Regions from separate parts of the Homo sapiens genome. Here region 1 is linked to region 2. A link is an interaction called in ENCODE POLR2A ChIA-PET data of the cell type or tissue named here. Cell type or tissue: A673. All regions are shown on one strand. Links, peaks and the distances in the headings refer to the core of each region. The heading gives the core; the rest is flanking DNA.

The links. Peaks named below come from ENCODE experiments on the same cell type or tissue, not always from the same donor. Only the 100,000 strongest peaks of a DNase experiment are listed, where the experiment ranks them.
Region 1: POLR2A ChIA-PET joins it to region 2 with 10 read pairs; 5 of 35 experiments call an interaction of 5 or more read pairs at or near these places.

The regions. Positions count from the first base shown.
Region 1 is chr17:61,442,873-61,458,489 of GRCh38, forward strand. It overlaps TBX4 (T-box transcription factor 4), which reads left to right and starts at 9,550. Exons shown (of 9, transcript NM_001321120.2): 1 at 9,550-9,705; 2 at 13,616-13,804; 3 at 14,665-14,759. The coding sequence starts at 13,619. It overlaps LOC124904042 (a long non-coding RNA gene), which reads right to left. Exons shown (of 2, transcript XR_007065872.1): 2 at 10,370-15,375. RefSeq lists a silencer at 949-1,159 and enhancers at 9,520-10,361, 11,162-12,043, 12,044-12,924. In A673, for the core only: no CTCF peak of the experiment used is centred there; no DNase peak of the experiment used is centred there; H3K27me3 peaks cover 756 bases.
Region 2 is chr17:61,520,297-61,535,913 of GRCh38, forward strand. No RefSeq gene overlaps it. Among named protein-coding and RNA genes, the nearest start is that of NACA2, 63 kb to the right of the region's middle. In A673, for the core only: no CTCF peak of the experiment used is centred there; no DNase peak of the experiment used is centred there; H3K27me3 peaks cover 496 bases.

The DNA of each region.
Region 1 (15,617 bases), core at 4,870-12,869, 75 kb before region 2:
CTGACTCAGAACGTTTGTGAACTTTTTGCCTCTGGAGACTTTTACAAACAAGATAGACCTTATTATCAGGGCTGAGTCGAAAGTCCTGTTAGAGGCGGACAAATGGCTGAGCTGACGTCTGAAGAAGCTGCCTCTTGAGGAAGCCCTTGAGGGGCAGAGGAACCAGTGAGAAGACTTCAGTTCCCAGGGAGGTCAAGGATGCTTGGGGGAGGGGGAGACAGAGGAGGGAGCCCTTCCTAATTAAGCCTCTACCCACGAGTGAATGTGAGGCTAATAAGGCAGCCCCATTCCAGGGCACCTCCACACCCAGCCAGCCGGTCTGCCTGTTTATTGCCCGTATGGAGATCATTAATGCCTCCTGACACTGGGGTCACTCCCGGGGTCAATCCCGGAGCCCCTTCTGGAAAACAAGGGGAAATGAACTTCCCAGCACATGTGGCTCAGCCTTGGCAGGGAGGGGGACTCTGGTCACCCCACACCTCAGCTCTGGGAGAGATCAGCACTCCAGGCAGTCAGACCCCCCGAAACAATCCCTTCTGCCCATGCTGGACTCAGGGGGGGTGGTCCTGGGGAAAGGCGAGGTGGAGGCCCTTGTCTGGGCCGGGACAACCCCCACTGAGGCTGTCCCAACCGACAGACAGACACTAATCCCCTGGCGACGGACTGGGCTGGTGTCTGGGAGCTGCAGCTGCAGCTCAACAGGGGCCAGGCTGCCGGCCACAGGTGGCGGGAAGGCGCAGGCCTGGTGGCCACGTGGGCGCGAGCTTGGGCCTCGGCCCCACCCTCACCCGCTTCCCCCTCGTTGATTGGGCCCCTTCCCCTTCCGGAATCCAAGATGGTGGGGGGGGGGCGGGCTTCCAGGGCAATCGGAGCTTCAATTGGTGGAATGCAGGCCCTTTGAGCTGAAGGACAGCCTCAGTAGCCACTCAGGGAGCTCATGCTGGTGATGGTGGTGGGCGCTCAGCCACCTTACCTCACACTTAAGCAGCCGAGGTGACCTCAGGAATCGGTCTCCCGCAGGCTGGCGAGAGCCACAGTGAGAACGAGGAAACTCCAGACGGCCTCCGGGCAGGCCCCTTACCAGCCTGGGGCGTCTTCCTCGATAATGGAACTGAGAATCAGTCCCTACCTGCCCGGCAAGAAGACGGGAAAAACCTCCAACTACCTTGGAGGAAATCAATAGGATTACGAGGTTAATGCCAGAGCAGGCTGAGTGACAGTTACCAAATAAATGATCTTGGGAGGACATGGCTGAGGTTAAACGAGGCCCAATAAATAAAGGAGCGTGTTCAAAGGAGAAACTTCAGAAAATGCAAGGACGCCGGAGGCGGGGGTGGTGGTCGGGCCTGGGGACTCCTTCCTGTCCTCTCGTCGGGGACCTGTTGAATCTCCCAGAGGAGCCACAGCCCCGGGCCTGCCTTTCACAACCTGCCCACTCGGGTCTGCACCCTGTTCCGTGCCAGTGTTGGCATAGCTCCAGGGCACAGCACTCCTTGGACAGCTGCATCCCCCCAGCTTTGGAGACTGAATGAGGGAATGGAAAGTCTTACCGTGGAGGCCTGACCAGTTAACAGAGCCCCAGCGTGCCTCTGACTCCTTAGAGAAAGGACCAACTGCAGCAAGAGGGGTTGAAGCTAGATGTGAGGAGGCACTTCCCAAACAGATTGATGGACAGAGCTTATGGGCCTTGGAGACAAGGAAGTTTCCCGTAGGCCTTCAGCTGAGTGTCTTTTCTTCATGAAATCTGCTATAGAACGGTTTTGATGACTGAGCAGTAAGCAAAGTCCCTTCTCCAATTTCTTCCAAATCTTCCCACTGATGCCCACATCAAGCCTCCTTCCATTCCCTTTTCTACTGTGCCTGCCCCTTTAGAATTGGGGATTGAAAAACCCAAGCACAGAGAGCAGCTCTGGGTGAGTGGGGCCGGAGGCAGATGGGGGACGTTTGAGGAAGAGGGCAGCAGGGAGAAGAAGGCCTTGGTGACATGGGATGGGGGCACTCAGGAAGCTCCAGGACACGCTTCTTGGGACGGCAATTGGAAAAGAGGCTTGAGCTTGGTACAGACTGCTAGAAGGGCCCTGTGATGTGGGGAAGGAGCGGAAGGCACCAAGGACGTGCCTTTTGTTGGAGTTTCATTCAGCTTTGTTGCCATGAGTCATTTGGCTTTGTGTTTATATAGTGCCTTCATAGTAATAAATCAGACTCAAGGAAGGAGAGAGAATGGTGTTCTGAGCCCCCGGTGCAACCCTGTGGTGTGTCCCTCCACACCCAGGGCTGGATTGCCTCTGGGGCAGTAGGTCTGTGGCCAAGTAGGTGGGGTGTGGGGTAGGAGAAGAGGGTTCTTTGCCCGGTGGCCTGTTATAAAGGATTTTATTCCAGATGAAAGCACAATTTTCCTTATCGTCACTTGTTTCTGATGTAGTCAAGAATTTCCCTTTTTAAAAATTTGTGTTTTATAGAGATAGGGTCTTTTTGTTGTTGTTTGTTGTTTGTTCGTTTGTTTTTTGAGACGGAGTCTCACTCTGTCACCCAGGCTGGAGTGCAGTGGCACAATCTCAGCTCACTGCAACCTCTGTCTCCTGGGTTTAAGCGATACTCCTGCCTCAGCTTCCAAGTAGCTGGGATTACAGGAGTGCACCACCACATCCGGCCAATTTTTATATTTTCAGTAGACACAGGGTTTCACCATGTTGGCGAGCCTGGTCTCCAAATCCTGACCTCAAGTGATCCAGCTGCCTCAGCCTCCCAAAGTGTTGGTATTACAGGTGTTAGCCACCGCGCCCAGTGGAGATAGGGTCTTGCTATTAAATATATTGCTCAGGCTGGTCTTGAACTCCTGGGCTCAAGCAATTCTCCCACCTCAGCCTCCCAAAGTGCTGGGATTACAGGCCTGAGCCATTGTGCTGGCCTAATTTGCCTTTTTTTGTCCAAGGCTGTGTTCTCAGCTAGAAAGGGCCATCAACATCATCTTTACACATGAAAAGCTTGCAGCAGAGTCTGTGTGTACAACCCTCGCTCTTCATTCCGTTAGCAATGTGTCCTGGTGAATGAGCACCCCACTCCTGGGGTCCTGCTGGCTTTCTTCCAGTAGCTAACGTGGTAGGAGCCCGCAGGAGACAGAGAATGATGTTCTTAGGAACATCAAGGATACTGGAAGTGCCCTCTCTTGGAAATCTGAAGAGAGAGATGATTAAGTTTTTGGTCCCTGGGTGAGTATTTTATTTTTTAGCAAATGAACAATAATAATAATGAATAGGTTATGATCTTGGGCTCTTGAGCCCTATAGGTCCAATAACCTCTTTACTTACTGTGAGACCTTGGTCAAGTCCTATTTATAATGATACCTGTATTTGAGTGTTACCATGCGCCAGGCACTATACATGTTACTCTTACAACAACAACGTGAAGGAGGCTGTGTTATCCCTGTTTAACAAAGAAAACCTGCTTAGGCTAAGAAACTGGAGAGCAGTTTACTTAAAAGCATAGGCACTGAAGATTCAAACTAGTTTGGCTTTAAATCTTGACTTCATTTCCTGGTTGTATGACATTGGGCAAATTATGTGACCTCAGTTTCTTCATCTGTAAAATTGGGTTTATGATAGTAACCACCTGATAAGGTAGTGAGGCTGAAATGAGATAATGTGCATAAAGTTCTTAGAATTCTGCCAGGCACATTGTAGGTGTTTGATAAATGTTAGCTATAATTGTGAGCCCTCAAAGTACTTTTATCTATGTGCTGTCACTTCATCCTTTCTGCTACCCTATGAGGTGGCTATTGTTATTAAATTCATTTATAGATGAGGAAGCAGAGCCTTAAAACTCTGCTCTAGCCTTAAAACTCTGACCTAGAACATGCTGTAGACCTGAATTCAGGCCTTTAAACTTCAAATTCCAAGCATTTTCTGATAGTCTCCCATTCTTAAATTCTAATTTATTTTAGCCCCTCATTCAGAAATATCCCCAAGGAGCCGAATTTAAAGCCAAATTTGGATTATCTATGCTTGGGAAGAATGCAAAGGAGAAAGGAAAAAAAGGGAAGTGTTGAACAATTAAATAATATCTCTGATTTAGGAATTTTTTTCACCTAGCACAACCCTAGGAGATATACCTTCCTCTGGTAGTGAAATAAGCATATATTTCAGAGAAGTCTTACTGAAGGAAATGGAAGGAAGTGAGGATTCAGGAGCATGTAGTGTAAGGATGGGGGAGGGGAAGCTGACCTTCTAGAGAAAATCCACCAAAGAAAAAGGTCTCTGGATCAGGAGGTCTAGATTGCTCAGGCTATGCAAAACCCAGACTTGATCATTCATTCCTTACCTCTGTAGTGTCTCAAATGAGAGTTAAAGGAGGGATCCACCTGTGCTGTTGGTGAATCACTGTCTCTGCCCTCAGTCCCAAAGGGGCTCAGACCAGTCTGCCTCACCCAGCTCAGAGATGAAGGCAGCCCAGTCCTCAGTTCCTTCTACCTGGAAGTTTCTGGTTCTGCCTGACAGGAGAAGGCCTGAGAGAGCAGGGTGAGAGGTCAGGTGAGCAGACCTGCATCTGTGGTGTGAGGGGAAGCACCTGCAGTAGCAGCAGCTGCCACCTCTACCCATCCCCTGCTTGGTCCTTCTCCAACCTCCCAGAGGGAGCTCAAGCTCCTGCCCCACAGCTTTCCTGAGCTTGCTAATCTGAATGGGATGTGGGCTGAGGAATCTGGAACCAAGACTTGGGGCTACTGGGTGACAATAAAGCTACAGGAGGACAATAAAGCTACAGGGGACAGATCAATTCCCTGCTGCCTCATCCATCCTTTCCCTTTTGGAGGTTAATAAGGATCCTAGGCCTTAGACCACAGCATACACAGAAAAACATAGCTGGGAAAGAAGTGAGGAGGGATTTTGTGTCCTGGTTTTGAATGGGAAGACACGAGCACATGCGCACTCAGGTAAGTATCTTTCATTATGGAGGAAGGCACTCAGCACTGAGCTGGTGAAGCAAGAGGATGGCTTGAGCCCAGGAGTCTTTGAGGCTGCAGTGAGCTATGACTGCATGCCAGCCTGGGCAACAGAGTGATACCCTGTTTCTTTAAAAAAAAAAAAAAAAAAGGAACACTGAGCTGGGAACTTTTACATATGCTTCAGGAGTATATTTAGCTGTAAGTAACAGAGATCCATCCAGACTAACAATGATGAAAAGAAATAAGGTTTATTTTTCTTATGTATAAGAAGCAGGCTGGCACTGGTTTACCTGCTCAATGATGCCATAAGGAACTCAGGCCCTTTCTGTTTTTCCTTGGATATCCTTAACATATTGACTTTCATCCTTCTTCCTTAAGGTCTCTAGAGGGTGAGAACTTCAAGGATCTCATCTGCAGGGGAAAGGAAGATCACATCTTCCCCTTTATCAAGAAAGCAAAATATTTCCCACAACCTTTCTCCCCTCCAGTCTTCCGTTTAGGTCTTATTGGCCAACACTGGATTACGTGGCCATCTCTAGCTACAAGAGAGACTAGGAGAGCAGAGAACAGGATTTTCATAGACCAGTGGTTCTCAGCCTTGCCTGGAACTCCTGGGCTCAAGCTATCCTCCTGCCTTGGCCCCCTGAGTAGCTAGGACTACAAGCGGCGCCACCATGTCCGGCTTTGGCTCTACTCACAGAGATTCTGACTCAGTTGGTCTGGGTTAGAGCTTGGCATTGGTATTTATTAAGTGCTCCAAAAACCTAATTTTTTTAAAAAATTGTAATTGCTTTTCACTACACTATGGTGCCAGCTCATCCTCCACCAAAAGGTCATCCTCAACCAAAGCCACCCCAGGCTCTAGGGAGCCACCCTACTGTGCTGACTGGCATCCCCAACTTATCCTGTAGCCCCTGCTGTCTCTGAGATTGATTATTTAGGTGATTAATTACTCAGCTTGCAGGTCATTCATTAATGAATTTGCTGTTAGTGATGGGTTAGTCAAGTAGTTGGGTAACTAACAGAATGGTCAGTTGGCCTTTCCTCCTGTTTGTGTGTCTAACACATAGTAAGCATTTGATATTTCTTTGGATGAATGAATCCATAAAATAGAGAAAAAAATGGAGTTAATACAGTATCAAATGAGATGGCAGCTGTGAAACCACTTTGTAAATGGTAAAACACTGTACGATATAACAATAAACATTTACATTAGAAACTACTTTTATTTTTTCTTTATTTTTAAATTTTATTTATTATTATTATTTTTGAGACAGACTCTCACTCTATCATCCAGGCTGGAGTGCAATGGCACTATTTCGGCTCACTGAAACCTCTGCCTCCCAGGTTCAAGTGATTCCCCTGCCTCAGCCTCCAGAGTAGCTGGGACTACAGGCATGCGCCACCATGTCTTGCTAATTTTTGTATTTTTAGTAGAGACAGTGTTTCACCATGTTGGCCAGGCTGGTCTTGAACTCCAGGCCTCAAATGATCCGCCTGCCTAGGCCTCCCAAAGTCCTGGGATTATAGGCATGAGCCACTGCGACCAGCCGAGAAACTACTTTTTAAAATTTAGGGCCAGGACAAAGTCTGTTCCTTCACCATTCACCAAAGAGTTACTGTTTCCACATTTCTGATATAGAGAACTACCATGTTGCTCTGCTGGCTCATAAGCCAGATTTTATTCTCAATTATAGCAACTTTGTCAGCACTTAGTGATAGCATATATGCTTACTCCTTTTTCCTTGATCCTAATGTGTTTTTCTACTTGTGTTTTTATTAGCTAATTCTGGTTATAAACCACCTCAAGCCTTTTGCGGAAAAGAGAAAAGTAGAATAAATTTTTAAAATACTTGGGAGCTAGCCTTTATCAACCATGCATTAATATAGGCAATCCTCACAATAAGCTAGTAGGTTGGCGTAATTATCCCCATTTTATATGAGCATTAATGAACTTGCCCAAGGTCACATAGCTGCAAAATGGTGAGCCAGGAATCAGAGCTAGGTTTCAAAACCAAGGTGAGCCTGCTACCAAACCTGAGCACTTTCCCCCAAGCCAACCCAAATCAGTGTGACCGATGTGTGGCACCGTCAGTTATTTGTTTAGCTAGTTGAGGAGGGTTTTCATATTTTGAACTCCTCAAAGTAGTTTTGGAGAAAAAAAAATTGGTCTTCTCCTCTTCTACACAGGCTCTTTTTCAGCAAATACTATGCAGCATCCATTATAAGCTTTTCTATTATTTTACATACGACTAAGAAGAAAAAACGCTGCTAATTAAGCTATGACACACCGCTAGCTATCAGATGCATCTCAGTTTCAGAGATACCAGAATGTGAAAAATGTGTGTCTTAGAGTCAGTTAAATGAGGTATTCCATTCTAATAATGGGGAATGTGCATACAGAACCGCTCTCATTTACTCACTTGCTGGCTGGTTTGCCCCTTCCTTTTTACTGCCAAAAGCTTACCTGTCCCTTCCATATCTCATTTCTCCATGTCATCATGAACCTGTTGATATTAATTTAGACTGTCTGCCATCAGTCTCCAGAAAGCCTTGCACTTATAGGAAGGTTCCAGTCTAGTTTGTTTGTTTTTGTTTGTTTGTTTTATTAAAGAACTATACGATACGATCTCAGTATGAACTTCCTCCAATGACTGTCAACAAATTCTTTCCAGAGTCTGGCCTAGCTCTAGTCTTCCCATAGTACCTGGTGATTCACTGCCCTCCCTGTTCACCATTCCACACAGTAGTTGGTTGCTTAGTCTGTATACTATTTATTTGCAAGGGATTTCCCTACAGGCTGTTGGAGAGGTCATGGGAGGGGGCTTGCGAGCAGAAGCTGAGGCATGTCATCCAGGTCTCCCTAACACAGGAAACACGACTCCCCAGGCATCTCCTGAAACGCCAGGGCCTTCCCTTTCTCCATTCCAGGAGTCCGCAGGTTTGGGGAAGGATTCTGCTCCTCCACTCCTCTTAGATATTATTTCCCCTCCCTGGTTTGAGACTCCATGAGAGGAATGGTGATAGGGTGGTGGGACCTGGTACTGCAATGGTGATAGGGACTTGAGCAGCGGCCCACTGTTGAGGTGGATTTCAGGCTCCTGACAGCAGCAGCGACTGGCTTTTCTGAGTTGGCGTTTTTGCTTCCACCTTTGAGTGCAGGGTGGTAAAGAAGGCATTGATGCTGGCTTTCCATTTCCTAGCATTAGAACAGGGACAGACCCATCCAGGAAAAGAATTTCCCTGTCCTCTCCCCTTCAAGCTGATTTTGAGGTCAGAATCTGGAAAGGGACAGAGGCTGGTTGAGGACACTGGTGGAGGGAGGGATGCAGCCCATGCTAAGCACTAAGGGACCACTCTGGGGATCCTTATTGATGAGGATTCTGCTGTCTTTGCAGATGGGTGGGCAGGCCTATTTCTGCCCCAGGATTCTGGGCATGTGACAGGCGGGGAGGCTGGGGCACGGGCTGGGGTCCGCATGGGTCCGTCTGCTAGTGGAAAGGCAGCGTCCTGTGGGAGGTACAGACAGAGAGAAACAGAGGTAAGTGGAGACAGAGAGCTCAGAGGCTGGGCAGGGAGGTCTAGGTGCTGAGCGGGACTCCGTTTCTGAGGCGGAAAGAACCGGGTGGCTGGGAGCAGGACGCTCCCCAGTCTCCACTTCCTAGACTAGGGCAGGCATTGGGCTTCCTCTTCAGCTCTCCAGGATCTCAAGGAGCTGCCGCGGAATCCTGGCCCTGGGCCGCAGTTTCCCCAGGAGGCTCTGCCAAGCCTGGCACCTTGCAGCCCGGCCTGGGCTCTGTCAAGGCCCGAGCCGGACTCGGCTCCACTCAGAGGCCGGCCCAGCACTTCCCTGCCGCCGCCGCCCCGCACCCGGCCACCGGGCTTCCTCCCAGTCCTCACCCCTGACCTCCGCGGCCGACTTCGAGGCGCGCCAGGCCGGGTCCAGCGCCCGCGGCCCCCTGGGCCGGGACAAGGAGGGCGGGTGAGCAGAAGGGCCGTGCCCAGGGCCTGGAAGTGCAAGGCCGCGTGGTGGGCATGGTAGGGAAGCGGAGCGTGGGCCTGTGAGGCGCGTGTGCGCCTGCGACCTCGGGACCGGGGCTCCCAAATGAACAGCGCGCACAGCTGGGAGCAGGGCTTGGGGAGCGGGGCTCTGCGGCCGGGGATCCGTAGAAGCCGCTGCCTGGAAGCGGGCGCCGGCAGGGGGTGGCCAGACCCGGTCGTGGAGCGTCCTAGTCTTCGGGCACGGCGGGGCCAGGCGAGCCCTCCTGGTTGTCGAGCCTCGGCTGAGAGCCGGGCTGCTCGCCCTTGCTTCCCGCCTCTCTAATCTAAACCATGCGGGGCTCCCAGCCCCTACCCGGCTCGCGGGGCCCGAGGGCCAAGAGGAGGGCACTGGGCCGCGCGGTGGAGGAGCCGGCGGCTCGCGTGGGGCTCGGGATCTTGGGGACCGCGACGCCGGGGAACCCTGGAGCCCCCCTCCCCGGGGGACAGCGGGCGCAGACTGATTGACAGCGGCGACGTCAGCGCGGAGGGGGGGCGGCCCCAGAGGGAGGGAGGGAGGAGGAGGGAATTGAGGCCCCAAAGTGCAGCCTTGGAGATCAAGGGCCCGCTCCAGAGCCGGGATGTGTCCAGCCCCGAGGGCACGGCAGGCAGCTGGACCCTGACCCAGCGGCGCGGAGTCGGAGCCCCGGCCGTCCCGCGCTCCTCGGACCCGAACCTGCAGGGGACCTCGGGCCGCTGGCGCCTCCGCATGCGGCACCGCAATTAGGGTGAGTGTGGGTTCCAGCCGAGTGGGGACGAGCTGGGCGTGCGGGGCTGGGGCCACAGGGGCTCAGGGTTAGGCTGCGGGGACGGACAGGAGGATGAGCTGGAAAGGGGTGAGTCACGCGACCCGGGGAAGAACTTCAGGGGCGGTCAAAGTTGCAGGAAGGCGGCGCGAAGTGCCTTGGGTCGGGCCGCCGCCTCGGCCCGACACCCAGTAGTTGGGGCACGAGCCCTCCTCTCTGAGTAACGCGATGAATTGGGTCTAGAGATCCAAGAGCATAGAAATATCGACAGCGCCAGCACCCTAAGAACAAGGCCGTGACAGGCGGAGCGGTGGCCTGGAAATTGGTGTTTGCAGAATATGCAAGGCCAAGGAAGAGGGCCCCGGTACTGGAGCGAAAATCCGTGTAGATATGTGAGTGATCAGAACACTAGACTCAGAGCCTTTGATGCAATAGACTAGTCAAAATTAAAGCAAGGAACATTATATATAAATAATGATCGATGATTAAAGATTATTGGAATGTGAACAATTACCAAAGAAAGGGCTAATCGGCATAACTGATATAACACGTGAACTTCCAAATAATACAATCATAGTCACTTTCAGAATCAAGTGAAAATAGTAATCACAATTTTTAAAAGGATTAAAGACAAAGTAATTCTAAATAGAGGAACAATGTAAGGACTGTTTATTAAAACCAATTGCACTAATATAACATATAGTAATAGTGTAACAAATTACCAAACTGTAGGAAACTAGCAAACGAACTGTAGGAGAAAGATGAACAATGAAAATACTATTAAGGGAAATACTATTAGTGGTAGTGATATAATAATATAATGTATTATTGATACTACAGTGAACTATTAAAAGAAATATTAACTAAAATCTTAGGAGCAATAGTAATATAAATAAAGACATATTAACAAGAATTGCTGGAGTAATATGACAATTTATGACCAATGTATTAATAGTCACAAGAACATTATAAATAATGGTTGAGTAATAAGAAGTATTGTACCAATGTGATGAAAAATAATCAGAGTATTAAGAGCTACAACAATATTACAAAGTATGACAAAATAACAAGAAGTAATGATGTGATGAGTAACTAGCGAGTTCAGATCTGTAACATTACAAATAATGACAAAGTAACAAGATACTGTCGGGGTGTGTTGAAGAATAATACCTGGAGTGTTATGAGCAAGCCTAACAAAACAAATTGTGGTTAGATAACAAGAAGTATTATAAGGATGTGAGGGAAATTAACATGAATTTTGAGAACAATTATATAACAAGTTATGGTAAACAAGAAGTTATTGAAACAGCGTGACAAAGTATAATCAAAATGAAGAGCAAGCAACGGAAACGTATTAGGGATACAAAGCAAGAATAAAAAATTACAATAGATTAACGTGACCTATTGTTCACTATGTCACCTCGATATTGGAAATAGTATTATGAATGTGCCAGGCGGCCCTGAAATGATGGAACAGTGACAGGAAAACAACAAATTTAGTAACAGTAAGCTAACGAATCAAAGCAGGGCTTTAACCATACAGTATTAAAGATACAAAGTAGTAATAATCCACGCGATAGGATATTCTCAAAGTTCCCGAACTGATCAAAATACTACTATGGTAATAAGGACAATTAAAATATTTTAAAAAGCACGAAATAGTAACAGTTCCCCTAGTGCAAGAAACATATCCCCAGTAACCTAAAAATGAAAAGAGAAATGCTGTCGTCTTTGGAAAACGAGGCAGCTGAAAGCAACAGACCCCATCGCAAAGGCAGCGGAGGTTGCGGGCCGCACCCGCGGAGGAGTGGATGTGAAGGACGAGAGCGGACCGCTATGCGGTGCTGAGTGCGGGACCCCGCGGTGCTGGCGGCGGCCGAGCGCGCCCAAGCTCGAGGTCCGAGAGGACCGCGAGGACGGCCGCCCCGGGCCAGCCGGGCGTGGAAAAAAGGAAATTGCTGGGAAGGGGGCAAGCTGTCCCGAGGTCTGGATGTGGCTTCGTGGCGGAGAGAAAAGGAAGAGGCAAACCCTGAGCCCGGGAGGGAGAGCACTGAGCAGGCCTCGTCCCCAGTCCGAGCTGCGGGACCGGCGTCAGTGGACGCGGGCGGTGAACCAGCTCCTCACAGGGCAGGGCTGAGCGCGTAGGACTGAGAGCGCAGGGCGCGAGCCGCAGGGCTCCGCTGCACGGCTCCGGGTGTGACAAGAGCCCAGCAGAGGACCCCATGGCCATGCGGGCCAAGCGCGAGACGGCCCCTCCTTGCGACCCCGCAGGCCGCCACATCTGGGACCAGCGGATCGCTTGGTCGCTGGAGCCGATCCCGCCGGGGCCCTAGATATAGTTGGACCCAGCGCGCTGGCCGGAGCGGGCAGCTACCCTACTGGCGCAGCGGCCCTGTGTGGGGACTCCTAGGTTTCCGAGGCTCGGCCCGCGTTCGCACGTGGCCCGAGGCGGGTGCTGGCGCTGGCCATGTCCAGCGAGTCTCACTCCCTGCAGGCTGTGGCCGAAGACTGGTCCGCCTGTCAACCTTATCTTTATGGGTTTTTCCCAACCCAGACTGGCCCCGGCCCCTTTTTATCTCCTGGGTTGCACTTGGCTTGTTTACTTTGCGAGGTCCTGGGAGTCGAAGTCTAAGCCCGGGATGAGGAGGCCTCTGAACAAGATGGGCGAGAGGCCTGAGCCCGGGGATGCTCCGGGAGGGCCCGGGGAGAGCGGGAAGAAGGTAGGAAGAGAAAGGCGGGGCATTCCGCCTCAAGAAGGGCCGTCAGACCTACAGAAAGCTCCGCTGGAGCGCCCAGGTCCAGCAGGATGGGGAAGAGCAGGGAGGTGGAAAGGGGAAGCGGAGCAAGCGGGGCACACCCTTAAGGGATGCGGGCAGGCTGGCCTCTCAGGCTGTGCTCTCATCCCGAGGCCCCAGGACCTGCTTCGGGCAGGGAGCAGGCACCTGAGTAGGCGAGGGAATCAGCCAAGACAGCCGAAGAAATGTAGCTGTGCCAGGCAGGGCTAAGCGGTTCCTGTGAATGGGCCCAGCCTGCTGGCCTGGTCCTTCACTGGGAAGGGTGTGGGTCTTTAGGCCCAAAGCAGAGCCCTGTGGCGCTAAAGTGTGCCTGAGTGAGCCTGTAGGTTCGAACTCGAGCACCAGGTAGGGGAGGCCTGGGCTGAGGGCAGAGCCTGGATCAGTCACCCAGGAGAGTGTGGCTGCTCAGGCTGGTGGGATGCTGTGTGAGGGGCTGTGTTTGGGTGTGAGGATGTCTGTGCCAGAACGGGAAGAGGATGTGTGTGGACGGGGAGTGTGTTGGAGTGAAAGCCTTTGGTTCAGGAAGTCTCTACCTCAGTGCTGTCTGAGGGGTTGGGTGAGGGCAGATGGGTGAGCTGGGCCTGAGGTCCTGAGGCCCTCTCTGCACACAGGTGTGGAGCTGCAGGAGCCTGGGCCCTGCCCTCCAGCCTGGCTCTCCTTTCCTGCATGGCCAGGAGGTGTCCTGGCTGTCCTGGGCCCACAGAGAGGCCTGGACCCCAGTTATTGGGGAACAGCCGAGAAGGCCCAGGCCTCAGGCTCCACCGGAGCTCAGTAGGAGTGAGGGACTCGGGGTGCAGCTGTGGCAATGCCGAGAGGGCGGTCCCTCCCCTAGACCTACTCATCACAGAACCCCACACCCAGGGGCAGGCAGACATTGAACTGCCGCAGACCCTCCCAGGTCCACAGCCTGAAGGGAGGAGGCGAGGGACCTGCCTTCCTTGCGGGTTCCCTCCTCCAGCTCAGGAGGGGGCGGGGTCCACGTGCTCCAGGGCTGCCTCCGCGCCCCGCACGAAGTCCCGGAATCGGCTGGAGAGGGCCAGGGGTCCTCTGGCGAGTGTGGACCTGGGCGAGTGACTCGTTGTGTGCTGTGCCCGCAGGAGATGCTGCAGGATAAGGGCCTGTCCGAGAGCGAGGAGGCCTTCCGGGCCCCGGGCCCAGCGCTCGGAGAGGCCAGCGCAGCCAACGCCCCCGAGCCCGCGCTGGCAGCGCCGGGCCTCAGCGGAGCCGCGCTAGGCAGCCCCCCGGGACCCGGGGCCGACGTCGTCGCCGCCGCCGCCGCGGAGCAGGTAGGGCTGCGCCAGCCGTCGGGTAGAAGTCGGGCGTCGGTCTGTCTGCGGGGCCGCCTGTGTCCGTCTTTCCGTCCGATTGTCGGCAGGACTCGCTTTCAGGAGGACCTGGCTGCATTCAGGACGGTCTGCCCGTTCGTTCTCCACTGGACATGGCTCGCTTTCTCTGCCTTTTGGGTCCTTCTCCACTTTGAGCCCTCGGGGCTACTCTGGGACAAGCAAGAGCTAGAGCTAGAGATAGAGGAGAGGGCGGTAAGAGAGAGGGAGACCCCCGTAGCATCTGAGCGAGCCTGGACCAAGTGTCCAGCTCCAACAACCCGTAGAGGGCCTGGGACCCAACGGCGAGGGGGCAGGAGGAGGCCACCCCGCCGGTGCGCACGGGAGCCGCTGCGGGGATCCGAGGCCTCTGGGACGTCGCCGAGGGCTTCACAGTGATAATCGGACGATCACAGCGCACGGGATGCCGCCTGGGGATCTGTGTGCACTATCTGCAGGCGCGCGCCTGGCCGAGGGTGCGTGCGCCTCTCCCTGTCTGTGTCTGCCCCGGGAGCCTGTGGCGATGGCCCGCCACAGAAATGTTCATGAGTGAGCAGGAGTGTCGTCTAACCTGCGCTGGCCACTATGTGTGTCCTCTGAGGGTTCCTCCGTAGGTGCAGCTTTAAAGGAGGAAGTTTTAGCCACCGATTAATTCTTTTATATTCACGAATAGTTCAAAATCGTTCTGTGAAACGAAATCTGGAGCCATGGGCTCCGGGCGGGCAGGGTTCCGCACAGCTCTTCGGGTCTGGTTCTTCTTTCCTCAGGCTCCGCGTGGAGCCCTGGGCCTGGCAGACACAAGTTTCTCTCCCTCCCATCCCCAGACCATCGAGAACATCAAGGTGGGGCTGCATGAGAAGGAGCTCTGGAAGAAGTTCCACGAGGCGGGCACCGAGATGATCATCACTAAGGCTGGCAGGTCAGCGCTGGGAGATTTACTTCCGGGGATGGCGGTGGGGAGCAAGGGGGGCCAGGGAGGTCCCTTAGAAGTCCTCTCGGCCCCGGCCTGGTGGCCTGTGGGAGGCCTCTCTGCCTCCTCGGGCGTCAGTGCCACCTCCCTTCGCAGCTTGGGACTGGGCCGCCAAAGCCCGCAGGGGGCCACCGCAGCCGCGCGGGCCTTGCGGGAAAGACCGAGGGGAGGGGCAGCGCTATGCAAATGAATCCAAACAGGGATCGCGACGCTCAAAAGTCCCAGCTCCAGCACTTTTGGCCCCCTGGGGGGCTGCTTTGCCCTCCTCTCTTTGAGGACCTGAGGAGGTTTCTCAGGAATGCATTGATTGGAGACCCAGAGATGCCTCTCAGCAGATGGGGAGAGGGAAATAGACTATGCTGTTCAGTTTTCATACATTTTCGTGAGTGACTCGAACCCCAAGTTTTTCATCCCAGGGGCGCCGCTCTTCTGTTTCCATCCCCATCTCTGGCCAACGGGAAAGCACTACGTTGGGCTCCGTGTGTGTTGTTGGGGGAGCGGCTCTCGGTGGCTGCCAGAAAAGGATGATTTATAAAGTGGAAACATCTTTAAAATGCGCTGGTGTCTGTGGGAGAGAACAGGGAGGAGAGGATGAGAGGAGGAAGACTCACGGCGGGGGTGGGGGTGAGTGAGAGATTCGCTGGGGCTGGTGGGGTGGGGGCAGGAGTGTGGAGGAGAACGGTTATCAGGTGAAGGTGGATTGCTGTAGACAGAGACGCTGGCAAGTTCAGGTTCAGGAACTCCCTCCCCACCCACTCTATCCCCTGCACATACACACACTTGATTTCTGTCCCTGAGGACAGATTA
Region 2 (15,617 bases), core at 2,721-10,720:
GTGATATCTCATTGTGGTTTTGATTTGCATTTCCCTGATGACTATTGATGTTGAGTATCTTTTCGTGTGCTTATTGGCCATTTGTATATCTTCTTTGTAGAAACATCTATTCAGATCTTTTTCCTTTTTTTTTTTTTTTTTTTTGAGACGCAGTCTTGCTCTGTAGCCCAGGCTGGAGTCCAGTGGCACAATCTTGGCTCACTGCAACCTCCGCCTCCTGGGTCTCTGTTCAAGCAATTCTCCTGCCTCAGCCCCCCGAGTAGCTGGGATTACAGGAATGTGCCACCATGCCCAGCTAATTTTTGTATTTTTAGTAGAGACGGGGTTTCACCATGTTGGCCAGGCTGGTCTTGAACTCCTGACCTTGTGATCCACCCACCTCAGCCTCCCAAAGTGCAGGGATTACAGGCATGAGCCACTGCCCTCGGCCTCCTTTTCCCATTTTTAAATTGAGTTATCTTTTTATTATTGTGATACATGTCCCTAATCAGAAATATGATTGCAAGTATATTATCCCATTCTGTGGGAGAATAAAACAACACAATATTTTACATCAATATTTACATCATGAATATACGTCAGTAGAATAGAACTGAAAATCTAGAAATCCTATGAAGCCTAATGTATCTTTATGCCAGTACCACACTGTCCGGATTAATGTTGCCAGTACCACACTGTCCGGATTGATGTTGCCAGTACCACACTGTCTGGATTAATGTTGTCAGTACCACACTGTCTAGATTAATGTTGCCTTGTAATAAGTTTTGGAATTGGGAAGTGTGACTCCTTCAACTTTGTTCTTTTTCAAGATTGTTTTGGCTATTCCAGGGTCCATCAACTTTCTACATGAATTTTAGAATCAGTTTGTCAATTTCTACCAAGAAACTAGCTGAGATTCTGATAGGGATTGTGCTGCATCTTGCCATCTTAGCTATACGTCTTCTGGTCCACAAATATGAGATGTTTTTTCATTTATTTAGATCTTTACATTTTTCTTTCAAAACATTTTTGTAGTTTCCAGAGTATAGTTTTATACATCTTTTGTTAATTCATTCCTAAATATGAATTTTTTTTATGCTATTGTGAATGGAATTCTTTTTAAATTTTAGTCAAATTGTTCATTGCAAGAAATGTTCATAGAAATACAGTTTTAGGCTGGGCGTAGTGGCTCATGCCTGAAATCCCAGCTGCCCAGGCGGGCAGATTGTCTGAGCTCAGGAGTTCAAGATCAGCCTGGGCAACACGGTGAAACCCCATCTCTACTAAAATACAAAAAATTAGCTGGGCATGGCAGCATGTGCCTGTGGTGCCAGCTACTCCGGAGGCTGAGGCAGGAGAATTGCTTGAATCCAGGAGGTGGAGGCTGTAGCGAGCCAAGATTTCCCCATTGCATTCCAGCCTGGATGACAGAACGAGACTCTGTTTAAAAAAAAAAATGTATTTTTGTATGTTAATTGTGTATCCTGAAACCCTGCTAAACTCATTTATTAGTTCTAATAATTTGTGGATTTCTTAGAATGTTCTACATAGATCATATCATCAGCAAATATGGATAGATTTAGTTCTTCTTTCATCTTCTGTTTTTTGGAAGAGTTGGTCAAGAATGGGTATTAATTTTTCTTTATAGGTTTGGTAGAATTCACCAATGAAGACATTTTTCTGGGCTTTTCTTTGTGGGTAGTTTTTTTTTTTTTATTACTCATCCAATCTCTACTTGTTATCATTTTATTCAGATTGTCTATTTTTTCTTAAGTCAGTTTTGATAATTTTTGTGTTTCTAGGAATTTTTCCATTTTATTTAGGCTATCTAATGTAGTGGCATACACTTGTTCATAGTATTCCTTTATAATCCCCACTTTCATTTCCAATCCTAGTAATCTGAGTCTTCTCTCTTTCCTCTTTGGTCAGTCTAGCCAAACGTTTGCTAATTTTGTTAATCTTTTCAAAAACCAGGTTTTTTTGTTTTATTTAATTTTCTCTGTTGTTTTTCTGTTCTTTATTTCATGAATTTTGCTTTGATCTTTTTATTTCCTTCCTTCTGGTTGCTTAAGGCTTAATTTGCTCTTCTTTTTCCAATGTCTTAAAGTGGAAAGTTAGCTTATGAACTTGAGATTCCTCTTTTTTTAATATAAGCATTTATAGCTATAAATTTCCCTCTAAACATTATTCTAGCTGCATCCTATAAGTTTTGGTATGTCATGTCTGAATTTTCTTCGTCTCAAAGCATTTTCGTTTTTTTTTGTTTTGTTTTTTTTTTTTGAGATGGAGTCTCACTGGAATGCAATGGCACGATCTCGCCTCACTTCAACCTCTGCCTCCCAGGTTCAAGCGATTCTCCTGCCTCAGCCTCCCAAGTAGCTGGGATAACAGGCACCCACCACTACGCCTGGCTAATTTTTGTTTGTTTGTTTGTTTTGTATTTTTAGTAGAAAAGGGGTTTCACCATGTTGGCCAGGCTGGTCTCGAACTTGTGACCTCGTGATTCGCCCACCTCGGCCTCCAAAAGTGCTGGGATTACAGGCATGAGCCACTGCGCCTGGCTATCTCAAAGCATTTTCTAATTTCCCTTTTGATTTCTTCCTTGGCCCATTGGTTATTTAAGAATGTGTTAATATCCCCATACTTATGAGTTTTCCAAAGTTCTTTGTGTTATTGATTTCTAATTTCATTTCATTGTGGTAAGAGAACAAACTTGGTGCTATTTTTATCCTGTTATTTTTATCCTTTTATTTTTTTGAGGCTTATTTTATGGTCTAGCATATGGTTTATCCCGGTCTAGCATATGGTTTATGCTGGTCCACTTTTCTTAAGCTATAGCTGCAGATTCCTTAGATCATGAAGAGCCTGAATATGATAGAAAGAAGCACCATCAAACTGGGTTTTAACTCCAGCTTTTCTGTTTAGCAACAATATGGCCTTGGAATGTCCATTTTCCCTCTCTGGGATTCAGTGTCCCTATTTGTATAAAGAAGACCAGTTTAGACTAGAAGACTTCTAAGGCTAAAGGGCTGGTTTTAAATTCCAATTCTTAGCTGGGTGTGGTGGCTCACGCCTGTAATCCCAGGCACTTTGTGAGGCCAAGGCTGGCAGATCACTTAAGGTCAGGATTTCGAGACCAGCCTGGCCAACATGGTGAAACCCCGTCTCTATTAAAAATATAAAAGTTAGTGGGCGTGGTGGCGAGCCCTGTAATCCCAGCTACCAGCTACTTGGGATGCTGAGGCAGGATAATCACTTGAACCCGGGAGGCAGAGGTTGCAGTGAGCCGAGATCATGCCACTGCACTCCAGGTTGGGCAACAGAGCAAGACTCCATCTCAAAAAGAAAAAAAAAAAAATCCAATTCTCTCACTAGTCTGAATAAATCCTTTAATCTCTCTGGAGCGAAGTTTCCTTATCTCTAAAATTAGGATAATAATACCTACATTTCCTGAGTTGTTTTGAGAATAGAATAACATATGCATAATTACTGGCATATGGTAGCCCTTCAATAAATGAGCTTTGTTGTTGTTGTTTTAATGATGAAAATTTTCTATTTGTCCTATGGTCCACCATAACACAACAGGCTAAGTTCACCTCATACAAAAACTTATCTGTTTGGCATTTGCTCCCCAAAGCCACCAGCTGATGTGGCTTGTGCTGGCCCACTTTTATGGTCCACTTTCAGGATCCCATGTATATAATATACTAGAATGAGGCATTTCATCGTAGCATCAATCTGAGCCTCAATGAGGCTTCTTACATAAATGACATTTTCTGTTTTGTACTTGATGTCTACTTTCCTCTTCAGAGATCATGGTATTTCATAACTATTTGCTTTATAATTCTATACTAGGTAGAACTTCTCACCTACAGGGTGTGTAATCAAGTTTTCTAAGATGTGGAGAAGCAGCCAGAGAAACCTGGGTCTCAGGGAAGCCTTAGGACATGGTATGTCCTAAAAATCCAGCCTCATAAACCCTCTCATTTTAATTTCTTTGAGCTCCTTGTCTTCAGTCACTCCACCTGAACATAAAGCAAACAAGATCGATTTTGAAACCCAGCAGGGAAGAAGAAAGAAGAAATTCTATCAGACTGATGTAGGAGGTGGAACTCTACTCTGGAGGTGGGGCTTGGACACTGGACCAAATTGAGGACTAGCTAAAACATCCAGGGCAGAAGCACCTTCCCGTAAGACATGGCCACTAGTGTGCCATGTCAGTTTATCATTGCCATGGCAACACCCAGAAGTTACCACCCCTTTCCCTGGCAACCACCAAACAACCTGGAAGTTACCACCCTCATCCTAGAAATTTCTGCATAAGCTGCCCCTTAATTTGCATATAATTAAAAAGTGGGTATAAATATAGTACAGCCCTGCCTCTGAGCTGCTACTCTGGGCACATTGCCTATGAGGTAGCCCTGCTCTGCAAGGACCCGTACACTGCAGCTTCAATAAAAGTTGCTGTTTAACACCACCAGCTCGCCCTTGAATTCTTTACTGGGTGAAGCCAAGGACCCTCCCAGGCTAAACCTTGATTTGGGGGCTTGCCTGTCCTCCATCAAGACCATGCAATATCTGGAAATAGGAGGGGCTGAATCTGAGAATAGAACTCACGGCACCAAATTTATAGATCTTATAAATATGGGAGAGGAAAGGAAAGGTCATTTTTTGGGGGGAAAAAGGAAAGGAAGTTCATCTGATGCTTACTGAGGTTATCCAGCTACTGACGCCTGAAGAATCAACTCAGGTGTGAATAGTGATTGTAGGGTAAAGCCCCTCTTGGTAAGATACTCCTGGCATAGGATACTATGGTAGAGAATGAATGGGAAAATGGCAGGCATTACTTCAGGTATTTAAGCTATGTTTCTTTGAAGAAAGTTGGTTCTCAGTTGTGCCACAAAATAGGAACACAAAGAGTGGTGAAGAGTGAGTAGGTGGAAGCTGGAGAAGTTGTCTCCACACTCACACACTCTTTCTTTCCAAAGATTAAGTCTGTTAACAACTCCACTATCTCAATTAGGCCAGGTTTTGGCAATGCAGGAATGCAGTCAAGGATAATTTATTCCTAGTCAAGAATTTACTAGGAGTCTACCAGGTGCCCCATCCCACATCCCAGAACAGCAAATTCACTAGAGGAATTGGCAGCTTTTCCAAACCTCTACACTAGACCAGGACTCCAAACGTGTAGCAGCCACAATGCTTTCCTTGGAAGAGCCTCCGAGCTTTTATTAGCTTTTTGCTGTTTTTCTAGGTTAAACCCATTGGAAATTGGATTCTCTTTAAAAAGAAGTCTATTTTGGTTGAGAATACAGAGTATGTGGAATAATCAAGTCAGGTAATCTCTGGGGCTTTGGATTAAGAATTCTCTGCCCATGATGCATCATATTTAGCTTTTATTTTTGGTGAAAGCCTAGTCTAAGAAATTGTATGAAAAAATAAGTAAACAATCACAATCTTTGGAGAATAGAAATGATGTCTGACTTAGCTATTCGGTGAGCCTTGAAGATTCTGGCTTTGTCCTTGCATGTTTTAGGTTAACAGGTGTTTCCAGACAAACGAGTCATGTTTATTTAAGGCCAGTATTGGTGGCCAGTAAAAAGGCTGGACTTCTTGGCTCTCAGATGCAGTGTGATTTTGGATTTTTCTCTCTACTACATTAACCATACATTCTTTAAAGAGTACTTAGAGTCCTGGGAAGGATGTAAAATGTCAACACTGAACTAAGATTACAAAACTCCTGGAATCATAGCAAACATGTTGTTAAGGATCAAACTGAAGATGTGCAAATCAAAAACAATACTTTAAACATACTCTCAGCTTTTCAGTTCATTCTAAAAACTCAACGATTGCTCCAAATTCAGGGCAATGGCACTTCCCTCCCCTTCTAGGTTCTTCTCTGAAGAGCTCGGGGCACTTTCCAGACATGACTTCATTTACTCTCCCTGCAACTAACAGTGTGGGAGAGAAGAGCAGAGCTATTCTCTATATATTACTTATTGAGGAAAAGTGTCCTAGAAAAGAAACGATGTTAGAGTCACATCAGATGTTAGGTGAAGAGTTGTGTGCCTTTTTTGCCTTTGCTAAGACAAAATCCATGGAACGCGAAAGCTGGGAGAAAACTTAGATACCATCTAGTGCGGTGATTTCATATACAAGTAAAATTTCAAAACAATTTTAAGGATCAGCTACATATTTGGCCGAAAGAACACTAGAAAAACAACATTTGTCATCCCATGAAAGCAGGGATATTACAACGCCAAAGAGGTAGGAAGAACAACCTCAAAATACACAGTAGTCCTTCTCAGTAAAGGACCATTTGCAACTTTATATCAACACACACACAAACACAAACACACTATATTTCCCTAGTTTTTCTCTTTTTATCATCATAGACCAACTTCAGTAGAAGGGCAGACGTACAGGAATTTAGCCCACACCTTTATTTTACTTATGAGAAAATTAAGAGCTGGAAAAGGAAGTAGGACTGCCAGATAAAACACAGGACACCCTATTAAATTTGAATCCCATGCAATATTCTGGACATAGTTATGCTCCCTAATAATTTGTTGTTTATCTCAAATTCAAATTTAACGGGGCGCCCTGTATTTTTATTTGCCGAGTCTGGCAACTCTAAAAGGAAGTGACTTCTAGTTACTTGACTTGAAGTAACCGTGTTTAATAGTAAAATTAGAAGGAGAAATCAGTTCCGAGTCCAGTAAATTTTTTTTACTATACTGTGCTACCTTTTAATGCATCATAGTCCTGCTCTAATTCAATATAATTCATCACCCATGCTAATTCACAGCTTGGGTATCTACAATCACCTGCCCACCTCTAATTCTAATTTCATTGTTTGTAATTCTGATACTTTCCTCTTTAGATCCCAAAGATTCTCCCTCTATACTGGCAGTTATTCAAACTTTTTAGCCTCAGGACCCTTTATTCTTAAAAAATATTGATGATCCCAAAGAGTTCTTTATGTATGTGAATTATATCTATCAGTATTTAGTGTACTGGAAACTAAAATTGAGAAAAAATTTAAATATCTTTGTATTAATTCATGAAAAAATAATAAGCCCATTACATGTTAACAAAATAACAAATTTAATTTTTTAAACTATATTTTCCAAAACAAAAATATCAAGAAGAGTAGTAATGGGTATTATCTATTATTTTTGCAAAATCTCTTTATTGTCTGGCTTAACAGAAGACAGCAGATTCTGATATCTGCTTCTACATTTGATCTGTTGTGAAATGTTTTGGTTGAAGTATATGAAGAAAAAGTAGCCTCAGCCAGGTGCTGTGGTTCATGCCTGTAATCCCAGCACTTTGGGAGGCTGAGGTGGGCGGATCAGGAGTTCGAGACCAGCCTGGCCAACATGATGAAACCCCAGCTCTACTAAAAATACAAAAATTAGCCAGGTGTGATGGTGGGTGTCTGTAATCTCAGCTACTCAGGAGGCTGAGGCAGGAGCTACTCAGAATTGCTTGAGCCAGAGAGACAGAGGTTGCAGTGAGCTGAGATCATGCCATTGCACTCCAGCCTAGACAACAGAGCAAGACTCCATCTCAAAAAAAAAAAAAAAAAAGAAAAGAAAGAAAGAAAAAAAAGAAAAAGAAAAAGTAGCCTCGAACAGACATGTGGTTGAAAAAGGAACGAGTGTTTCAAGTAACGTTTGGAGATCATTGTGACTATTTTTAAATGTTACACCAAAAAATTGATATTTCTTTCAAAAATTGATACTTCTTTAAATAAATTGATAGTTTCTTAATGATTAGTTGCAGTGCAGAATGCAAAACCTTATTAATAAAATTTTGTATTCCTTTACATTAAAATCATTGGCCTCTCATATACTTTGAGTGGATTACTTCTCCATGAATGATTTTGTCACATAATTCATTGGTAACTTGGAAAACATTAGTTCACTAAGTCATGCAGATCCTCCAAATGTTGGCACATTTCCTTATACATTATCAACAAATCACATTTGTTAATATTTGTGATATTTGTTAATGTCATCATTCACGTGATCAAAAATGACTGAAAAGTTTTCTGAAATTCTGTTTTTGTTTGAAAGTTGGAATTTTATTGTTGGCAACAAATACTATATGCTTTGTTGAAGTGGCAGGCTTGTTTTCTCATCATCGAGAAAATGTCTACCAAATCTGAGTAACCAAAACTTGTCTGTCAGTTGTTTTTCAAGTAAAAATAAGGTGCCATGAAAAAAAGCAGTGAACTCAATTTGCCACTCAAATGATTACAAGATAGTTTTCCTTGAAATGGTCATTGTCCTTTGGTATGCAGCACAAGTGCCTATGTGTGCTTCTCATTTTGCCACACTGGCCCTTAAAAAGTCCTTTACCAAGAGATGAGATTTAGAAAAATAAATGTTACTTCATCAAGGATATTTTCAAATGAAACTGGCTTTTTTTTTTTTTTTTTCCAAGACGTAGTATCGCTCTGTGGCCCAGGCTGGAGTGCAGTGGCACAATCTCTGCTCACTGCAACCTCCGCCTCCCAGGTTCAAGCAATTCCCCCAAGTAGCTGGGATTACAGGTGCCCACTATACCCGGCTAATTTTTGTATGTTTAGGAGAGATGGGGATTTCACCATGTTGGCCAGGCTGGTCTTGAACTAGTGACCTTGTGATCCGCCTGCCTCGGCCTACCAAAGTGCTGGGATTACAAGCACTTTGTAATCCCACCACGCCTGGCCTGAAACTGGCTATTTCTATTTGTTGTTTTGTTTCTGGTTTTAATGTGAGTGCATTGCGATGAAGAATGCAGTGACTACTAACCAGTACAGTTTGGTGATAGCAGTTTTACCAACATTACTTTTCAACCATCAGTGCAAATGTCAACATACTGCAAAAGACAAATTATGCCTTAAGATTATTAAGAAAATAGTTTTGCCCTTTGGACCCCCTGAAAGGACCTTGGGAACCCTCAGTGGTCTGTGGACCCCACTTTAAGATCCACTGCTCTATACCACCTTTGCTCTAACACGCTCAGAACCAGCTGAAATGCTTAACAAGAAACTCAAGGCTAAAACTCATTAAGAGGGACAACTCTTTCATTCCAACTCATCACCACAGTATAAACCTGCAAGGAAGCCTTTTTCTTTATCAATTATGAAAAGATATCTGTGGCCTATGACAGAATAACCTAGATTCTGTGAACTGCTCTCAAATGCATGTTGTTCCTTGGGTCTGGGATGTTCCTTGGCCATCTCCTACTCCTAATTCTACGCATGCTTCTGGGAAGTGTTCTCAAATCCCCTAAGACTAAATTCCCATTGCATTGTACTTATCATCATGGGCAGGGGTTAGGAGAGCAGGGAGAGGAGAATAACATTAAGTGCCTACTGTATTTCAGGCATTATACTGGATACTTAACATTTAATGCTTACAAAAACTGTGCAAATTAATTTTATAGTTTAGAGAGGGTAAAAATGTAGGTACTAAGAAGACCTGTTTGAATCTAAAGCTCTTTGTACTCAATCATGGGTTCGTTTTCTATTGCTTAGGGAAATTTGATTTAGTTACAATTTCTCTTATCTTCAAATTTATAAAGGGGTTTAGGTCAATGATCTCTGATTCTTAGCTCTTTATTGAGCTACTGACCAGTTATTCAGCAATCTATATCGAGATTGATAACCATCATTTTTTACACTTCTCTGCAAATCAGAGAGGGCTGAAGAGAAGCTATGACAGAGATGGGCTGGGGAGGAGCAGAGAGTGGGGTGAGGAGGCTGTGATGGTATGAACTCTGAAAAGATATATTCAGCCCATTCATGGAAATCATCAGATGGCTAGAAATTGATATTCAAAGTCATACTATTAGAAAAGAAGAGTAAGCATACAGGGCATAATTTTGAAAAACAAAATAAAACAAAGTGGGGAACTTTGTCCTGCCAAAAATCTAATTGTTTTGTTTTTTGAGACAGGGTCTTACTCTGTCACCTAGATTGTAGTGCAGTGGCACAATCTCGGCTCACTGCAACCTCTGCCTCCTGGGCTCAGGTGAGCCTCCCACCTCAGCCTCCCAAGTAGCTTCGACTACAGGCACGTGCCACCACACACACGTGCTGATTAATTTTTTTATTTTTTTTATTTTTTTTTTGAGACGGAGTCTCACTCTGTCTCCCAGGCTGGAGTGCAGTGGTGTGATCTCGGCTCACTGCAAGCTCTGCCTCCCAGGTTCACGCCATTCTCCTGCCTCAGCCTCCTGAGTAGCTGGGACTACAGGTGCCCGCCACCACACCCGACTAATTTTTTGTATTTTTAGTAGAGACAGGGTTTCACTGTGTTAGCCAGGATGGTCTCGATCTCCTGACCTCGTGATCTGCCCGCTTCGGCCTCCCAAAGTGCTGAGATTACAAGCGTGAGCCACCACGCCCGGCCTTTTTTTTTTTTTTTTGCAGAGACAGGAGTTTCACTATATTTCCCAGGCTGGTCTCGAACTCCTGGGCTCAAGTGATCCTCCTGCCTTGGCCTCCCCAAGTGCTGGGATTACAGGTGTGAGCCACTGCACCTGGCAAAAAAAATCTAACATTTTGACGCTTGATACTGTAAAGTTATAATGCTTAAGACACAAAAATCATAAACTAAAAAGGAAAAGATTGGTGAATTTGACTATTTTGGAAGTTAAAACTTAAGTTTATCAAATGACCTACCATAGAAAAAATGAAAGACAAGACACAGGCTAGAAAAAGATATTTGAAATCTAGAGAACCCACAAAGGATAAGTGCCCAGGATACACAAAGAATTTCTACAAATCTTTATGAAAAAGACAAATAATCCCTCAAAAAGGGATGAAAGATAGAAAATTATATTTCACAGAAGCTGAAATATGCATGGGTGGTAAATAAATAGATATTAAACCTCACTAAATAGGCAGAGAAATGAGATATTTCACATCCATCAGATTAACAAAAATTAAAAAGTCTTTTAATGCTAAGTGTTGGGAAGATAATGAAACAGACCCTGCTGGTGGGAATGTCATTTGACTCAATGATTTTGGAAAATAAATTGATAATAAATAGAAGAAGCGATTATGCATTCATGCCACGACTCACCAGTTCCAGTTTGCGGATATGTTCTAGAGAAGTTCTCGTTCATGTGCACAAAAAAGATATGCACAAGAATGTTCACACTAGCAACGTTAATAATCGTAAAAAATAATAGGTAGGCTAAATGTCCGTTCACAGGAAATTCAAAAGTAGATGGTGGTATAACCATGCAATACAAGAACATAGAGGAGTGAAAATTAGTGAGAGCTCCAGGTATCTATGTGGATTGCTGTAAGACACAAAATGTTGACAGAAAAAAAGCAATTTTCATAGGCATACACACAGATTACGTTTCTATAAGGTGTTTAAAAATGGATATTAATACTATATATTGTTTAAAGATACAATACATATATAGTAAAATATACAAAAGTGCCTGGAAATGATAAAATGCTAGATTCCCTCATCTAGCGGATTGGAAGGAGGCTACAGCTAGGGAAGGCGACACACAGAGAGCTTCAATTTTATTGCTAATGTTTAATTTCTTAAGTTAGGCTGTGGGTAGAGAGGTGTTTGCCACACTATTTTTTACACATTTTTTATGACATAATGTTTTTTAAACCCAAGGGCAAATGTCTGAAAAATATTTTTTTAGGCGTCTCAAGGATATATATCTTCTCTGGGCAGCCAAACCTTTTTCTTCTATTGTTTTTTAATCAGAATATTGATTTTTTTCATCAGTTGGATTACTTTAAGGCATAGTTTCAGACAAAATAACACAAAAACTCATTCTCACCAGTTAAGTTTCACAGTATCTGCCTTCTGGATTAAAATAATGCAGTGCAGAATTTAGCTTATGTCACGTGGGGTCAAGGGAAGAAAAAAGAAATAACCATATCTGGAAAATAGCATGGAGAAACAGGCCCTGTATGCCCACAGTTTATTTGTTCAGTCTTGTAGCAAGGAGTAAGGGAAACATGAAAATACCTTGGTCATAAATTGTCATGTAAAAGACAAAGAGAAACTCTGGAATATTATGAAACTATAAATTACTTCTGCTGAAAGCGTAGAATTTGCAGTATCCCCTTAACCGAGGTTTCACCTCCCCACTTTTGACAGAATAACTCCTGTTCTTTGGAGAAAAACACATGAAATAAATGTAAAACCCGAGAGGGAAATCATCTAATATGTACACCACCTGCCTAATAAAATAAGAATAAATTTGGTTTTTTGGCTAAGTAGATTTGCTTATGTTTTAACTTAGTTAGAGGCACACGCCATCAAAATTACATATTTATTTTCATTTCAAAAGCACAACACAAAGGGACAAAAAACAATTTTATAATGTTTAAGTGGTTTTGCTTTCAAAAACAGACATCCTATGATAGAATTTCTATTTACAAAATAAGACCCAATCAGTTCTTAGGTTAGCATACAATCAAGTCTATTTATTAATTGTGCTAATGAGATCCTGAAACACCACAGTTTGGCCTCCAGCTCGGCCCTGGGATCTCAGACCTGTGGTGCTGAGTTACAGGAGTACACAGATCCGTTTACCCCAGAGATTGCCAGCACTTTAGTCACCAAGCTAATGGCAGCAGGTACCAAACAATGACCTCTCAAAAATAAACATATCTGCTCTTTTAAAACTCTTTCTCCCAAATCCTAGAAGGCAGCAGGCCTCATGAAGAGCTACCTGCAAAATCCTTCCTTTGAAGAAATACACAAATGAGTCAATCCCCCGTTGAGGGATTTGCTAAAAACAAAGGTCCAGGAAGCCACATAAAAATGATTTGTGAGGCTCCTTGACGCCTGACATTTTTTTTTAAAACGCTTTCTATGCTCCATTTCAAAAAACAATGCATCTGCAGGCAACTTGACTGCTATTTAAGGCGAAATGCTGGTCTCAGATGTATATTTGAGGCATCTATTCAATCTGGAGTTTACTATAGCCAAGGCCTAAACCATAAAAATGGAGTTGGTAATGAAAACACGGAGAACTTTAACTAGAGTCAGTGCCAGATTGCCATTCTGTCTCTTCCAGCACCTTCTACTTACGAGAAGTTACTGCCAAATGGAGCACTGGCAAGTTGCAGAGTGAGTCCCCCTTCCTATGGGCTGATGTGACTCTCACCCTAATGGGACGTGGTAGTGCCTGGGAGCTGCTGGTTGGTGCAGTTGTGCTGGGAAGATATGAAGCTAGAATTTCAGAGGCCCACTCTGCGGGTATCGCTTTGGCTCTATTCCATGTGTTATATTGAATGGTAGAAGCAGACATGTATTTTTCAATAGTCTGTATTCCATACAGAAGAAAGAATGGCCAGTGTTAGTCCAGTACTATATTTTGATTATGGGGAAGAAAAATTACAAGAAACTTAATTCAACAAGCATTCACTATGAATAATAATAACTATGATCTTTGAGGGCTTACAACTTAGCCTTCTGCCAAGGACTTTTCAGACATTGAATTGTGTAATCCTCTTAATATTCCTAAAGATATGACTACTATCCTTGTTTTATAAATGAGGAAACTGAGGCCCTGAGAGATTTAGTAATCTGATTCAGGTCACACTTTTCCTAAGTGGCAGATCTGGGACTTGAGTCCACATCTAGTCAAACAATAAAGCCCTTTTCAATACACTGTAACGCTTTTTTGGAGTTATCTTGTATGTGAACTACTAAAGATGCTGTGAAATCAAAACATTTGGGTATGTTAAAACGCATTATGTCTCCCTGAATGATGTACTATATAGTGGTAGGTACCAGAACTCCATTTTGTAGTGGGAATGCTAAAATATGAAAAGGTTATTTAGTGTAATATAGCACTTTAAGGAAGATCCGTTGTCTTGACCTGACCCTTTAGACTATACTGCCGTAAGAAAGTTATAAAACATTCAGTATCTGACTCCTCTTCTTCTACTACCATGTTTGATCTGACAGTAAAAGTTTACAAAACCCCCTTCGTCCCAGACAATGTTAAATAATGGAAGGGGAAAATTCCTATTTTTCCCCCAAAGTTATTCACAGATAAGTTGGCTAAAAATTCAAAAAATGTATGAGCTCTTTTTGGAATTAATTCATTGAAAAGAACCATTACAGTATCTATATCCCTTCCCATCTGGAATTTATTTTTTAAGACGCTCGTTGCTTCTCACAGGTTCAATGTTACCCATTTCACACCATTTAACTATTGAAAGCACTTGAAATTCCGGACCATAGGAGCAGAACCAGGGTCTTTCCTCGTGATGCAACTAATGTGTCAGACTTGTAAAATAGCTCTTAGTGGCGGGCCTCCATTTAGAGAAAGACGGAAACTAGCTTTAAATACTTAGAGCTTTAATATCTAGTCCATTACACTAAAGCAGGGTCTTGTAAAGAGTCAATTATGGGATACTTCTGATTTGATCCACATGCAAGGGAAATCCGCTTCTTTGCCTTTAAATCCCCGTTGTAAGTGTCTTGTTTAAATAATTAGTGACACTTTTTCTTTGATCAAATTGATTCATATTGTTATTCTTCTATGTTAATTTAAAACTTAATCCACATAAAACTCTAAAGCAGATTTTAATCTTGAATAAAGAAAGCTTTCTCCCAAAGAATGGAGTTTTCCAGAAAACATTTTAATTTTTAAAACATCATTAGTTGATTGAAAATAAATTTATTTTTCTGTAAGGAAATATGAGAGTCTATCACAAGCCAAAATCGTACTGTTATTTTTGGTATGTAGCGTGATGCTTTTCAGACACACACACAAAATATAAACTATATGCTTAATAGCATGACTAAGCAACTAAGCAACTGAGACCTCTAAAGACAATCAAATGTAATCTCAGTTTATGGTTTGGGGGCTAAAAAGTTTACATATATTTGAAACATTTGTCAAAGGGTTAATATCCCTCATTTAAACTTTATTTAGAATCTAAGAATTGATAAATAGAAATAAAAGCAAAATGCCAGGTTTTACTTATCAAATTCAAACTTTAAAAAATCATAATATCTAATATTGGTCAGGGCACTGGGAAACTGGCACTCTCATGCACTGCCAGTGGGTATTAGATACTAGTTCTCCGAAGGGCTTTTGGAAAGATATATCAAAAGCCTAGAAAATGCACATTACCTCTGATCCAGCAATAACAATTCCAGCAATTTAGGAGTCTAGTCTCAGGAAACAATCATAGTAAGAATTTAGTTATGGAGATATTTCAACACTGATTCTAACAGTGAAATATTGGGAAAAAACTAAAAGTACCTCAACAAGGGATTGGTTATATACACTGTACTTACACTCACAATTATATCCCTCGAACCTATTGAACAAATGAAATATCTATATCCCTTTTAAAAGGATGGTGTACACAAATATTCTGTTATGTATATTTGAAATACATGGTCAATGAGTTAATATCCCTAATTCAAACTTTACTCATAATCAAATGTGCTAGGGAAAATGGTCATAATATATAATACTTTTTTTTTTTTTTTTTTTTGAGACAGAGTCTTGCTCTGTCGCCCAGGCTGGAGTGCAGTGGCACAATCTCGGCTCACTGCAAGCTCAGCCTCCTGGGTTCACGCCATTCTCCTGCCTCAGCCTCCCGAGTAGCTGGGACTACAGGCACCCGCCAC